3 separate regions of the Homo sapiens genome follow, and all the other regions are linked to region 2. A link is a contact called in ENCODE Hi-C data. All regions are on one chromosome and are shown on one strand. Each heading gives the region's core, a stretch centred on a gene start or an enhancer-like site at or near the end of the contact. The rest is flanking DNA. Distances are from core to core; before and after follow the strand shown. Region 1 overlaps LAMA2 (laminin subunit alpha 2). Region 2 holds the start of PTPRK (protein tyrosine phosphatase receptor type K). Region 3 overlaps LAMA2 (laminin subunit alpha 2).

The links. Hi-C counts contacts between places; a loop is a spot of excess contacts on that map. Pooled maps may share reads with other maps.
Region 1: a map of PC-9 shows a loop between it and region 2 (7-fold over the local background). The contact joins the enhancer-like site here to the promoter of PTPRK in region 2. A Hi-C loop is called at or near these places in 3 of 168 maps with a recorded cell type or tissue (CD4-positive, alpha-beta T cell, PC-9 and naive thymus-derived CD4-positive, alpha-beta T cell), 2 of 37 single-sample maps with no recorded cell type and 11 of 50 pooled maps.
Region 3: a map of IMR-90 shows a loop between it and region 2 (13-fold over the local background). The contact joins the enhancer-like site here to the promoter of PTPRK in region 2. A Hi-C loop is called at or near these places in 2 of 168 maps with a recorded cell type or tissue (IMR-90 and mammary epithelial cell) and 7 of 50 pooled maps.

The regions. Positions count from the first base shown.
Region 1 is chr6:129,488,169-129,492,923 of GRCh38, forward strand. LAMA2 (laminin subunit alpha 2) reads left to right here. Exons shown (of 65, transcript NM_000426.4): 57 at 3,733-3,909; 58 at 4,147-4,315. LOC102723409 (a long non-coding RNA gene) reads right to left here. Exons shown (of 8, transcript XR_001743860.2): 8 at 4,314-4,755. Among named protein-coding and RNA genes, the nearest start is that of ARHGAP18, 220 kb to the right of the region's middle. RefSeq lists an enhancer at 2,404-3,603. Within about 2 kb of position 2,488, at least 21 of the 41 ENCODE cell types and tissues checked have a DNase peak (open chromatin) inside an H3K27ac peak, as active enhancers do; they include CD4-positive, alpha-beta T cell and PC-9, where a contact is called at or near this core.
Region 2 is chr6:128,517,813-128,522,018 of GRCh38, forward strand. PTPRK (protein tyrosine phosphatase receptor type K) reads right to left here and starts at 2,787. Exons shown (of 30, transcript NM_002844.4): 1 at 2,447-2,787. The coding sequence starts at 2,546. RefSeq lists enhancers at 1,961-2,554, 2,555-3,149.
Region 3 is chr6:129,368,620-129,373,259 of GRCh38, forward strand. It overlaps LAMA2 (laminin subunit alpha 2), which reads left to right. Exons shown (of 65, transcript NM_000426.4): 34 at 1,273-1,371. Among named protein-coding and RNA genes, the nearest start is that of ARHGAP18, 340 kb to the right of the region's middle. RefSeq lists an enhancer at 1,872-2,381. Within about 2 kb of position 1,957, at least 4 of the 41 ENCODE cell types and tissues checked have a DNase peak (open chromatin) inside an H3K27ac peak, as active enhancers do.

The DNA of each region.
Region 1 (4,755 bases), core at 1,238-3,737, 970 kb after region 2:
ACATGGTGGTAGGCGCCTGTAATCACAGCTACTCTGGAGGCTGAGGCAGGAGAAATGCTTAAACCAGGGGGACAGAGGTTTCAGTGAGCCGAGATCGCACCACTGCACTCCAGCCTGGGCAACAGAGCAAGACTCCAACTCGGAAAAAACAAAACAAAACAAAAACATTTAAACTTTAAGGAATTTCAATAAGTAACTGCAGATTTGAGAAATTAGTTTACCGAAATCACTCAAAATGTGTTATTTTGTTGAGAAAGAATTCTGGAATTCCCAAATGCATTACACTATTGTACCACTATGCCACTATGTCCTTTTAACAGGTGCTTCTTCAAGAAGGGCATTTTATTATGCCAACTTCACAGCTGTTGACCATCAATCCAACCTTTATTTGATTAAGCTCAGTATATAGTACATCACTGGAAACCAGTCATTTAGTTAATTGGCCATATAAACGAACAGTTTTGCCATTCATTGTTAATTACAGGATAATATATGACATATTAGTGTGTAGTCACTGAACTCTGTGCCAAAACAGTAATACATTTGCTACCATAATGGCTCATTCGGCACTCTAAGGTTAAAATGCAATCTACTCTATAAGCAAGTGCCACATTAAACTGATTGACCAGAGATCGCAAGTGACCATGAGAACTTCACCCAGAAAAAATTTTTAATGCTTTATATGCCTATTCTATGGCATGATTTGTGTCACATACTAGACAAAGATGATTTGTTTTCATTGTTCTGAATGTATGTGAGATCTGTAATAACATCCTTTCATCACAGATGAGAAAATATTAACTAACCTGCCCAAAATCATGTACTACAAATAACAGGACCAGGTATTAAATGAGATGATATATTTGACTTAAATACCTCCATCTATGCACAGCCAATAGATTATTCTTACATTTTTGTGTGACCATAAAGGTTTATATTACTAAATGTTGATTATGATGTATGATTATTAATTTGGAGATATTTGCATTATCCCAACACTTTTCAGATTTTCAGACTATGCATGTCAGTCATCATTTCTTTTCCTAAAATCCTGGACAAAATGATAGCTTTAATACCGCCTCACAAAATAATTGGATTTTCACCAAACTGGGGGCCAAGCTTCTCAAGAAGCTCCTTCTCCCTTGTCCTCTGCCTCTCTTTACTCCTCCTCCCTCATTCTCTCTCCCTTCCACCCCTTCATCTGGAAAAATCTCCCTTTAGTCACTTTGGTATCTAATTTCTTGGCACTCCAGTGACCTCTGCCTCCTATATCTGCTTTGTCCTCTGATCCTTCTCCTGGCATCCGCCTTGGTGGCCAGCAGTTCTTACTGGACAAAAACATCAAACCCTAAGAGCCTGAAGTAGTTACTTAAGCAAATAGGACAAGCAACTGAACTGAGTTTTTCTTCTGGGAAAGCTTTCTTCACACAGGTACAGAAATAGGCTAAAGGTCAGGAAGTAGGGTGAGATATTTTAGGAGTCATTTGGGGTTTCCAGAATGAGATAAAGATTTTAACACTGAACCCTAAATATTTTCTTTCTTAACATCCAAAGTATGTTCAAACAGAAAAAAGATTAGATTCTATTTATTATGTAAATTACAAACATTAGGACACATTTCTCTTAATATCTTCTTCCACGTATGCAATCCAACTGATATGGTTTTAAAAAAAATCTTAAACCCACATTCCAAACAAATAAGAAATAGGGTATAAGTAATCAAGTAATTATGAAACTCTAAGAATCAGCCACTGAAACTGTAAAAAAAAAAAATAAAGCTGACCTATTACAATACTAAAGTAATACAAAGTTTAATGTACCTTTTTGCACATAGCAGGCCTCAGTAAAAAGCTGTTAAATAAATACTTTTTAAAAATGGAAAACACACCAGAATCATAATGGACATATTGGCAATGTCCTTCTCAATAAAAACTAAAGAAATGATCTAGATTTGATGTTCCTAAAAGGTAAAATAGGAGCAGGATTTAGCTGTAGTTTTCTAGCAATGCCCTTTTTAAGTAATACAGCCTCAGGGCAATCCCTTAATTAATATTTTCCGCTGTTTGAAGTAGGTATTTTTATCTCCATCTTATAAATGAATGAAATGGACCTGAGCATGATTAAATAACTTGCCCAAGGTCACACAGCTAGTAAGCTTCCACACTAGTACTTAATTCCAGTATGTTCCTCCTGAAAGCCCACACTCATTCTCCATCACCACCCTGTGAATTGGTTTAAAAAAAATAAGGGTCACTATGATGGTCCTTGTGGCAGAACCACACTACAGAGAGAGGCTACACCAGAAAGAGGAAGGCCTCTAGCTTTTTAAAATTCTAATCAAGAACAGAGATTTACTCTCCTTGGACAATCTTTAACAGAGGCTTATATCCTTCATTAAAACCTTAGAAGCCCTGTGATATCATGTTGCTAAGAAGAGGCTGCTTTCAGCTAAAGGGGAAAAAGAGTGTAGGGGAGGGGCTTCTCAGTGAGTCACACATACCCGGAAGTGAGTGGTTTTCTGAAATTCTCGTCTCAGGAAACCACCGACACTCTTAGCAAGGAAGCTGAACCTCCTGGGTTTTGCCAACACATTTTTCCATAGTTTGGTAAAGAAAGAAACCTCAAAAGTATGTCATTTCCCCCTATTTTCTCTTTGAAACTAAATTTTACCGGTCCCTTCTTCACCCCCTTAACAGTGACGTTTTTGAGCCACAGCGAAATCCATTTTTTGTCCCTTTCTCTTACTTTTGAATTATCTTACTTGTAAAGTGCCAATTCAGAGCATCTTTACCCTGGCTTATTGTTTTTTCCAGTTCTACATGTGGTTTTACTTCTTTATAAAGTCAAGTAAGAGGGTACTTTAGGACTGAGGTTTCCATCCAAGTACTCCGGTTTTCTCTCCAGATATGAAGTAAGTTTTCAGTAATCCATTCATGATCCCCAGGCTAGTGACTAATGCTTATGACTAATAGCACCATGATGACTGTTAAGACCGAAACTCAAAACTTGCTTCCGGAACAAAAGAGAAAATGCCTTTGGTCATTTTCATCAGAACTCTTTGTCTCCTTCTGATTCTTGGCCCAGGGATCCAAGGATTGTTGTAAATAAGTAGCATGAGGTTCTCAATTAGCAGTGTGTGAGTTCTCTCTCATAAGCAAATTAGGAAAATTAATGAAACAGCCACTAAGGAAAATCATTGCAAGGAACAATTAGCAGGGTGTCCTTGCCTGCCTCTTCTATTCAAAAGCCATCAGCTACATTCTTTATAAAAGGTGCTTTAAGTGTTTGCTGTTGATTCCTGCAATCTAAGCTCTCAGGAGCATGGTTTGTTCCCTAGCAAGAAGATAATAGCCAGCACAACCCAAGGAAGACCCCATGCTTTGCTAAACCTGCCAACCCTTATACGGTTAGACATTACTGCACACTGCAGAAGCCTCAGTTCTCACAGGCTCATGTGTTGGGCTGCACAGCGCTGTTGTCAGCTCTACAAGAGGCTAATGTTGCAGTGCGCCATGACCTGGTTTCAGTAAACTTTCAGGAAGAGTGAACGAGGGAGTCATGGAACGAGATCCTGAGAACAGCGTTTGCTTAGTGTAGAATTCCTAAGCATCCAATTTTGGCTCCCTTAAAAGCTATGGTTGAGAGGGGTGAAGGGTGGCAGGAAAGAATTTGATTTCCAACTGTATTGAATCAGATGTGACTTATACTTGTTTATTTTTAATATTTTATCAGCATCTTTACAGTTCAAGTGGATGAAAACAGAAGATACATGCAAAACCTGACAGTTGAACAGCCTATCGAAGTTAAAAAGCTTTTCGTTGGGGGTGCTCCACCTGAATTTCAACCTTCCCCACTCAGAAATATTCCTCCTTTTGAAGGCTGCATATGGAATCTTGTTATTAACTCTGTGTAAGTGGATCTCCTCATTACTACTACTAATTTTTTATTTTTATTTCTTGCTATTAGGGGTCCCAATGCATCTACATTGTCTACAGCTATGCAGGGGAGGAGGGAAACAATGAGGATCTTCAACTTAGACTGAGAAAAGCACACTAATGGACTTAAAAAGGCATGCGGGGATTGGGCTTAATTGTAAGGAAGCAAAAAAACGAAAATAAAAAAATCTTATTTATTACATTCTATTAGCCCCATGGACTTTGCAAGGCCTGTGTCCTTCAAAAATGCTGACATTGGTCGCTGTGCCCATCAGAAACTCCGTGAAGATGAAGATGGAGCAGCTCCAGCTGAAATAGTTATCCAGCCTGAGCCAGTTCCCACCCCAGCCTTTCCTACGCCCACCCCAGTTCTGACACATGTAAGTGTTTATATTATCCCCATTGCTTTCTAATTTTTACCCAGTATTCTGAGTCATTTCAGAAGGAAGATTATTCAGGATATCTAGTACACTCTGATATTAGAATTGAAAGAAATATAACCTATCTAAACCTATTCTTACATCTTCATTGAATGACTTACCTATATTTCCATCTTCAATTTTGTTTACAAAACAGTACATTTTCAGTTGAAATGTTGGAAAACACAGAAATATCCAGAATCATGAATAAAAGACACTTATAATACCATGACAGAGGCAACCATGTTGGTTTCCAGGCCCTTTTATCTGCATAGTAGATGTCCTACCTTGTATACAATTTGGTGTCCTGTTTTTAGAAACTAGTAATACACCACTAAAACTGTTTCTAGGCCAGGCGCGGTGGCTCACGCCTGTAATCCTAGCACTTTGGGAGGCCAAGG
Region 2 (4,206 bases), core at 1,537-4,036:
TTTTTAAATTCTCAACATGAATTTGTCTTGGACTTTTAAAGTGGGTTTATTTAAATTTCTCAAAAGGAATAAAAGTTCACTAGTTAAAGTAAAATATAAGAAAAACCAGCAATATGGAATACACCTCCAATCTTCAATACATCTCTAATCTATGTCTGCAACAAATCTGACTGCCATAGAATTTTATGACAATAAAATATCAAATGATTTATGGTAGCCAGAAAAAAAAGGAAGTATTTACAAAACAAACTTATAATTTGTGGAGAAAGGCAAATCCACAATCTGACTTTAAACTCTGGGAATAAAAGACATTCATTTCTGGGCATACATTCCTAAAGGGCAAAATCTTGAGATGCAATCCTGTGATTACTGTACTTTTTAGGAATGCACATTATATTAATTAAATATACAACATCATGTCAAATGTTATGCTTTGTCACTAAAGAAAAGCCAGGCATATTTAGTTAAAGTACTTAGAACTAGATATCTAAGAACACAATTGTTTATTGTACGTATCTAAACTCCAGGTATCAGAAAAGCTCATTTTCACATTCAGCTGGAGGAAAAGTAGTATTTATTTGTTAATTAAAGGGTAAATAACATTTAAAAAGAGAAAAAGTTTTCTAACTGCTGAAAATATATCCATCGCTGTTGAGACATTAATAGTTGCAACTCTTGAATACATGTAAGTTTAATTATGCAACTGGTAGAGTTCAAACTTTCAATTAACAAACTACAAGCCTTTTCAAGCGTAGGCTCTCCGTGCAGTGACAAACACTGTGCAGAAATCAATACTCACTCCAACTTGCCTGCATATAATGAGTTACATCAAGCACGGTTTCAATGCTAACGGGCATTATATGTCAGAAATGCATGCAGTAATGCTTACTCCAGAAAGAATTCAATTAAACCATTGGATTATTTTTTGCATAGAGCTGTTACCCTCTGCGTACATCAATTATATACAGGGCTTTTCCTCTGCGTGCTGCCATTTCATAATCTCTGCCTGAATGTACGACACATGCTGCCACCTGAATCTGTTGTTTAACTCCCTTTACAGAGTTCTAAATGGGGCGGGGGTAGGAGAGCAATGGAAGGGAAATAAACGATTACTCCAGAAAACAACAATTTGAGTTTATTTCCAGGAAACAGGGCCTCCACAACAACGTGAGAAACTGTCAGGTACAAAGTAAGTTATTTGCGTCCTGCGGCTTCAGCCAGGAGCGTGGCTGTCGCTTTTCCCGTCTTCTCCATCACCCTCTGGCCACCACTGCGTCTCCATCTGCACCGCGAACCCCAGCAGCAGATGCGCTCGCCAGCCAAGCGAAGCTGGGTAGGTTGGCCAGAAAAGTTGTCAGGACTGGCGGGAGGTAGACAAGTGCTCGGGAGCCCGCTCCCCAGCGTCCACCTGGTGAAACTTCAGAGCCCCCAGAGGAGAGAACGAAAGAAGCAACCAACCTACACGAAGGATAACAAAACTGGAGGGGAACAGAGGGCGGGACCGGGAGAGCCAGGGTTCACGGACTTCTCTGAGCGGCTTGACCGAGAACCCCCAGGGCTACAGCGAGACGCTCCACTTGTCTCCTTTTGGGTTCTCCGGCAGAAGGCAGACATTTACAGTCCGCTTCCAGCCCCAGGCCGGATCCGGGGAGCGCGGGGCCAGAGCCCCAGGCCGGATCCGGGGAGCGCGGGGCCAGCCTGGCGGTGGTTTTGCCCGAGGAGCGGGCTCCCACGCGCGAGTCAGGCTTCCTCCACCAGGCGCCCAGACCTCGATGCCCATGAACGCTCAGAGTGGGTCCTTAGAACCGCATTTCAACACATCTTACAGGGCTCCGCCAACACACACACAGAACATGCTCCAAGCAGTGCCCGAGCGCACAGGGCAAGCCCGGGAGCAACCCAGAGCTGGGGGAGGAGAAAAGGGGACTCCGGGAGGGACGGGGAAGTAGTTAGACAATAGTCAGGGGAGGTTATTCCCGGGACAAAAAGCACCTGGCAAAGCGCGCCGAGGTCAGTCCCTTCGAATCTCCACATTTCTGACAATGGCTTCCCAGGGAATTTGTTTAAACACCCAAGTGGCAGACAGCAACAAACCCGCACCACAAGCAACAGAGTGCCGTCACGGGAGTCGTAACTACTTTTTCTTTCTCTCTTCCCCACTAGCCCGGCGCAGGCCACGCGAGACGCCGAAGCCAGCAGGTCCCCACACTCTCCGGCTAGACCGTGCCAGCCTGAGCCCCGAGCAAGCTTCGGAGAGGAACAATGGGTGCCCCGCGTCCCACCTGGCACGAACTCTGGGGACAGCCCTCCCTCTACCCTGTGTTCCCCACCCCCGGACAGAGAGAGCTCCCCACGATCCTTGTCCCCAGCCCTAGCGGGGACCTGGCTCACCCCTCGTGAGCCCAGGACTCCAGGCGTTCGTCGGGGACGCCCCCCGGCCACTCACCTGCGGAGAACTGGCCTTGGGCCGATCCCAGGAGAGGCCAAGGAGAGAGGAGCAAGAGCGCCACAAAAGCAGGCAGCGCCGCCGCCGCAGTCGTATCCATGCCGAGTTTGGGAGAAGTTTCAAGCAGCTTTGCAAAGAGCTGCCGGGGGGATCGCCGCGAAATCCACGACGGAGGAGCGGGCCGGGCCTCGCGGGGTGAGGACGGTGAGAGGACAGCCGCCCGCCCGCCCTTTTTCCTTCTTCGCGGTCGCCAAACTACCTCAGGGGCGAAAGCGTCGCCAGCGTCGCCGGCCGGCCGCGGCGGCAGCTCTCCATGCTCGGCGGAGGCTGCTCCTGTTAGTCAAGAGTTACTTTGCTCGGGGAGGGACGGGGGCGGAGCCGGGGGTGACGTCGCCCCGCGGGCTCCGGGCGCTTCTGAGGAATGCGGGCTCGGGCGCGGCGCCGCCACCGCCTCCTGCCGGAGAGACGCGCGCCAGCCCCGGCCGCGCGCCCCGCGCCGCCTTTGTTCGCAGCCTGGGCCCCGCCGCCAGCCGCTGCTCGGAGGGAGCGAGCGAGAAAGGGGAGCCGGCGCAGCTCGCTGCCCTGTTCCAGAACTCAGAATTTGAGAGGCGAGAGTTCGGTAAGCCGTGCGACCAGACGACCGAGGACGCGCGCAGAGAAACCCCCGCCGTCCGAGGAGAGGCGTCCTGGGGTTCCGTCCCAAGGTGGAGGTCCCCCCGAGCGGTTGCTGATTGAAAGGGGAGTGTGGAAGCGCCCTGAGGAAACACCCGCCTGCCTTGAAAACTCCCCGTTCCTTATTCTTGTAATAAGGAATAAGACACCCCACCCCCATCGAAAACTTGTCCCTTATTCATAGAATAAATAAAACTTGAACCAGAATAAACGATCAGTAACTTTCCAGCGTGAACAGCTGGCGTGTCTCCTTTCTGGTTTATTTGTCATTGGCCAAGTATTTGGATTTACTCTGCTTCACTGACTTTGCTTGTTGCTCTGAAACCCTCCGGCCCCTTTCCAGTTCTCACCTAAGAACTGCATCAGGGCTTATTATCCCTTCCTTGCACCTAGGTCTGGTGTGTGTGTGGTTTTGTTTTTTTTAATATCTAGTAGGTAGTTAAGACATAAGTATTTAACAAAAGGACTTTTACACTGACCATGAAAACAGCTTCTTCGGAATGATTCATCTGGCAGAAAATAATGCTATATTATGACAGTAAAATATTTCACAGTTAACTACTTCAGCAGCTTGAAGTGGTTTCGCCATATGCCACCCTGCCTTACTTCTGTGGTAAGACTGTATGGTGCATACTTTATTCATTTTTGTAAAATGTCACAAAAAATAGGTATGGTCACAATTGAATAACATAATAACTTTGATTCAGAATTTTTATGTGTTATGTACAATTGCTAAAACAATAGTCTGTTGATTGACATCTCTCAGTTTCTCAGACATCTTAGCCTTTGTAAATCAAGACAATGTGAAATTCATTTTAATATAACATTCACATAATTTACCAAGCCACATATTCTTTTAATCAAATATATGCTATTAATGACCAGACTTATGACAGAGCCTGTGGAAACAAAAATGTAATAAATATACACACAAATATATACATATATAAATACATATTATACACACATACATATCAGGCAGAAAAGACTTTTAAAAATTCTATGAGAATAGTAGCCTGCTCATTAGCACACTGACTAGCTCAACCCTTGTCAATTCAGTTCAGCATAGTTAAGTTCATCCTTCCTTA
Region 3 (4,640 bases), core at 707-3,206, 850 kb after region 2:
AAGTAAAGAGGATCCTATAGAAGAGGCTCCAATTTGTGAACATCTTCTAAGCCAAGGGATTCAGTGACCCATCCACTTCTGGCTGGATATTGATCCAGATGACCTGGATTATCCTTAAATTCTAGTCTTTCTTGATTTTTTATTTTGTTCTTCTTCCATCATTCACTTGACATTTGTATACTGAGGATCACCTTCTGGTATTATAAAAACTTAAGTTATTTCACCTCTTTGCTCAATTTCTTTAACTATGTCAGTGCTCCCCAAGCTTCAGCCAAAGACCATCAAGGACACACATGTGATGGAACAAAGTGGGATTTATTAACTTGTTGCAACAAGGGGCACTGAACACCATGGGGGAATTGTGGGCTGTCTCAATAAGAAGGTGTTAGGAATAACTTCTAGTATTTGAGGCTGTGCTAGATAACTTAAGGTTAGCACTCAACTGGGTGCTATTCAGAAGTGGGAGTAATTCTGTGAGTATTTTGTGAATCCTATCTAGAGGGAAGGAAGAACAGAGGGAGGATAAAGCTATGATTAATAAGGAGGCAGTGTTCATTCATATTAGCCAGGAAATGGGAGGTTGGGGTAGTTTTGTGGTCTACACAAAACCCGCTATGGTTTTGTCTGCGCTTAGACATTACAGGGTAGTCTCTTTTTTTCTGTTTCATTCATCACTGGTTCAGAGTGACCTTGTCTAATTTAGTGTCCTATGAGATTATTTATGTTCCATAGGAAAAAAATATGGCCCTGCTGTTAGGCCAGTTCCTAGCAACACCGAGGACAGGCCAGTTAGTTAGCGCCTAGCCAGGTCTCTATGTTAAGGCCTGCCGTTCTCTTTTTTACCTGTGATCTGTGTCTCTGTTAATTGGAATGGGAGCCTTAAATGGGCCAGGCAAGGAGTTTATCTTAACTCTACCCCTTACTGACTGTGTGATCTCGTGCACATTTTTAACTGTCTTCAAGACAGTTTGCTCTTTCATGAAATGGAATAATGCTTACCCCCCATAGAGCTGTTGTGAAAATTAAATGAAAAAACAAAACATAAAAAGCCTGGCACATAGTAATTTCTCAATAAGTCACTGCAATTTTTATTATTTGCCTGAATATTTGGCATGACACTCAATGTGTAAGTGCCCAGTTGAAATAGTTTCCTTATCTTTTCTTTGAAGGTGAGAAGGCTAAGTTCCTTTTATATACAAAAATGTGTTCTGTCGAACACTATCACTGCAAGGCCATTTACTAAAAATGTTTATGGGATGGAATCTTTTTCAGCACTTGCTGTCACCTCAGCGGGCCCCAGAGAGGCTTATTCAGCTGGCAGAGGGCAATCTGAATACACTCGTGACCGAAATGAACGAGCTGCTGACCAGGGTAAGGTGGCAAAATTATGAATCTTCTGAAAGCAGATAGATTATGTCAATGAAGGAAAATTACTTCAAAGTTCTGAAATGCAAATCACCTTCTTCCTAATTCCCAATTTGGTATATAAAATAGATGTATTCTGACTTGCTAATTCTGCTTCAAATCAAATCATAGAAATCAGTAGCACGCAGAAAAATTGGGGATACCTGGAAATTGTCAATGGCTAAAAAGTCCAGAATGACAGTGTATTTTGAGAACTTTATTCAGTAGCCTCCGTGGTAAAGTTTGTATCTGTTCTGATTTCCAAAAGCACTATCTTTGATTGTGTAAAGAGAAAGAAAAACAAATGAAAATGCTTGTGGTCTCTTTCATCTCATCGTGGGATTTTTGCATTAGTATAGAAATACAGTGTAAATCAGTCTTTCCACACAAAAGAGGAAATCTTCTCTATTGTGAGACTCCAAAGTGCTTAAGACACTTTTTAAAGTCAGAATGTAAAGTCCATGTTGCATTTATCAGGCTTTTTAAAGAATTGGAAATTTTAAATTTTCAAAACTGCGATGGTATTAAAAACTTTTTGCAGTTAGAGAATGAAGAAAACAACATAAAGCCCGCCATCTTGTGGCCAGAAATATGCATGAAGCTAGAAACGGGGCTGCAAAGTACGGATTTAATTTGATTATCTAAGAGCTTTAAATGATAAAGAGTATTGGAGCTAGAAGGTTCCTGGGGATTATCGAGTCCACTTTGTATTTTAAAGAAGAGCTGCCTCGGGCCATGACAGTGAAACGAATTAACAATGGCCATACAATTTGCTAAACTCAGGGACTTAAGCTGGACCCAGTCTCAAGATTCCCACTGGCCCAGTACTTTTTCTACATAGCCTGCTGTCGGTTTAGGAAAATATCCACAGGAAAATCAAATAGGCTTCTGAGCACATAATGCTAAACAACGGCCCTGATGTTACAATAGCATACTAAACACTTTTTCAGAATCTCATAGCAACAATATAGAATGTACAGATACAACACGGAGTTTCTTGCCAAATGTATGTAGACATTAGATTAAATTGAGTGCATTTATCTCATATTAATTTAATATGAAATAATTCATATTTGTTATAAATAAGAATTTTCTAACAGGTCATGGTAGAATAAATCAATTTAACAAGCACACATAAATGTTCATAACATACAAAGCCTAAGTTACGTGTTGGCAGATGAAAAATATGAATGAGGCTCAATCTGTCTTCAAAGAACTTTGAGATGTGTGTGTGTGTGTGTGTGTGTGTGTGTGTGTACATCAGCATTTAAGTGTATGGAGGACCATATTAGACAACTGCATGCAGGTATATAATAAAACATGAAATAAAATAAAGTCGGAAGAAATTCTGGAGAAATATTTAATAATAGAATAATTTCATCTGCTTAGGGGTAATTAGAAAAAATTTCATGTAATAAATGGCATTTCATTCATTCATTCACTTAACTAATACTTTTTGGGAGTCTCTCATGTTCTAGGAATTATGACACTGGGGATAGAAGTGTGAGCAAAACTGCGCAGTCCTTGCCCTCATTGGCTTAGTATAGTCTAATGATCTGACGTTAGAGACACAAAAAGTATTTCTTTTTTTTTTTTTTTTTGAGACAGAGTCTTGCTCTGTCGCCGAGGCTGGAGTGCAGTGGTGCGATCTTGGCTCACTGCAACCTCCGCCTCCCGGGTTCAAGTGATTTTCCTGCCTCAGCCTCCCAAGTAGCTGGGATTACAGGTGTGTGCCACCACACCTGGCTAATTTTTTTTGTATTTTTAGTAGAGACGGGTTTCACCATGTTCGTCAGGCTGGTCTTGAACTCCTGACCTTGTGATTCGCCTGCCTTGGCCTCCCAAAATGCTGGGATTACAGGCATGAGCCACCGCACCTGGCCACAAGAAGTATTTCATTAAGAGTGTCAGATCTTTATTATGTCTCAACCTATACTCTTTACCCTTTCCAGCAGATTGTCTCATGCTATGTTTTTTAAACAGACTTTATTTTTTAGAACAGCTTAAAGTTCAAAGAAAAATTGAGTGTAAAGTTCAGAGTGTTCTCATATCTACTCCCTGCCCCCACAACCTTCCCCACCAGAATGGTACATTTATTATAGTCGATAAACCTAAGTTGACACCTCCTCATCACCCAAAGTCCATAGTTTACATTAGGGTTCCCTCTTGGTATTGTACATTCTATGGGTTTGGAAAAATGCATTATGACATGTGTCCACCGTTGTTGTAAAATATAGAAAAGTTTTACTGCCCGAAAACTCCTCTATGCTTCACCTATTCATACCTCCCTCTTCCTTGACCCCTGGCAACCACTCATATTTTTACTACATCCATAGTTTTGCCTTTTTTGGAATATATAGCTGGAATCATACAGTGTGGTACTTTTTCATATTAGCTTCTTTCCCTTGGTAATATACACTTAAGGTTTCTCCATATTTTTTCATGACTTTATAGCTCATTTCTTTGTAGTGTTGAATAATATTTCATTGTTTAGACATATCACTGTTTACTTATTCATTCCCCTACTGAAGGACATCTTGGTTGCTTCCAAATTTTGGCAGCATGAATCAAGTTGCTGTAAACATCTTTGTGCAGACTTTTGTGTGGACTTAAGTTTTCAACCTATTTGGGTGAATATAAAGGAGCATGATTGCTGGATGGTATGGTAAGAGTATATTTAGTTTTGAAAGAAATTACCAAAATGTATTCCAAATGGTCTTTTCTATTTTGCATTCCCACCGGCAATAAATGAGAGTTTCTGTTGCTCCACATCCTCAATAGCATTTGGTGTTTTTAGTGTTTGGATTTTGTCATTCTAATAAGTGTGTATGGTATCTCATTCTTGTTTTAGTTTGCAATTCCTTAATGACATATGATGTCGAGCATCTTTTCATATGCTTATTTGCCATCTGTATATCTTCTTTGGTAAGGTGTCTATTTAGGTCTTTTTCCATTTTTTCATTGGGTTGTTTTCTTGTCGAATTCAGAGTTTTTTGTATATTTTGGGTAATAGTCCTTTATCAGATATGTCTTTTGCCATTATTTGCTTCCCCTCTGTGGCTTGTCTTGTTCTCTTGAGAAGTGTCTTTCACAGAGCAGAAGTTTTTAATTGTAACGAAGCCCAGCTTATCAATTAGGTTTCTCCTTGTTGAGCCTTTGGTGTTGTATCTAAAGACTCATTGCCATATCCACGGTCATCTAGATTTTCTCCTATGCTATCTTCTAGGAGCGTTACA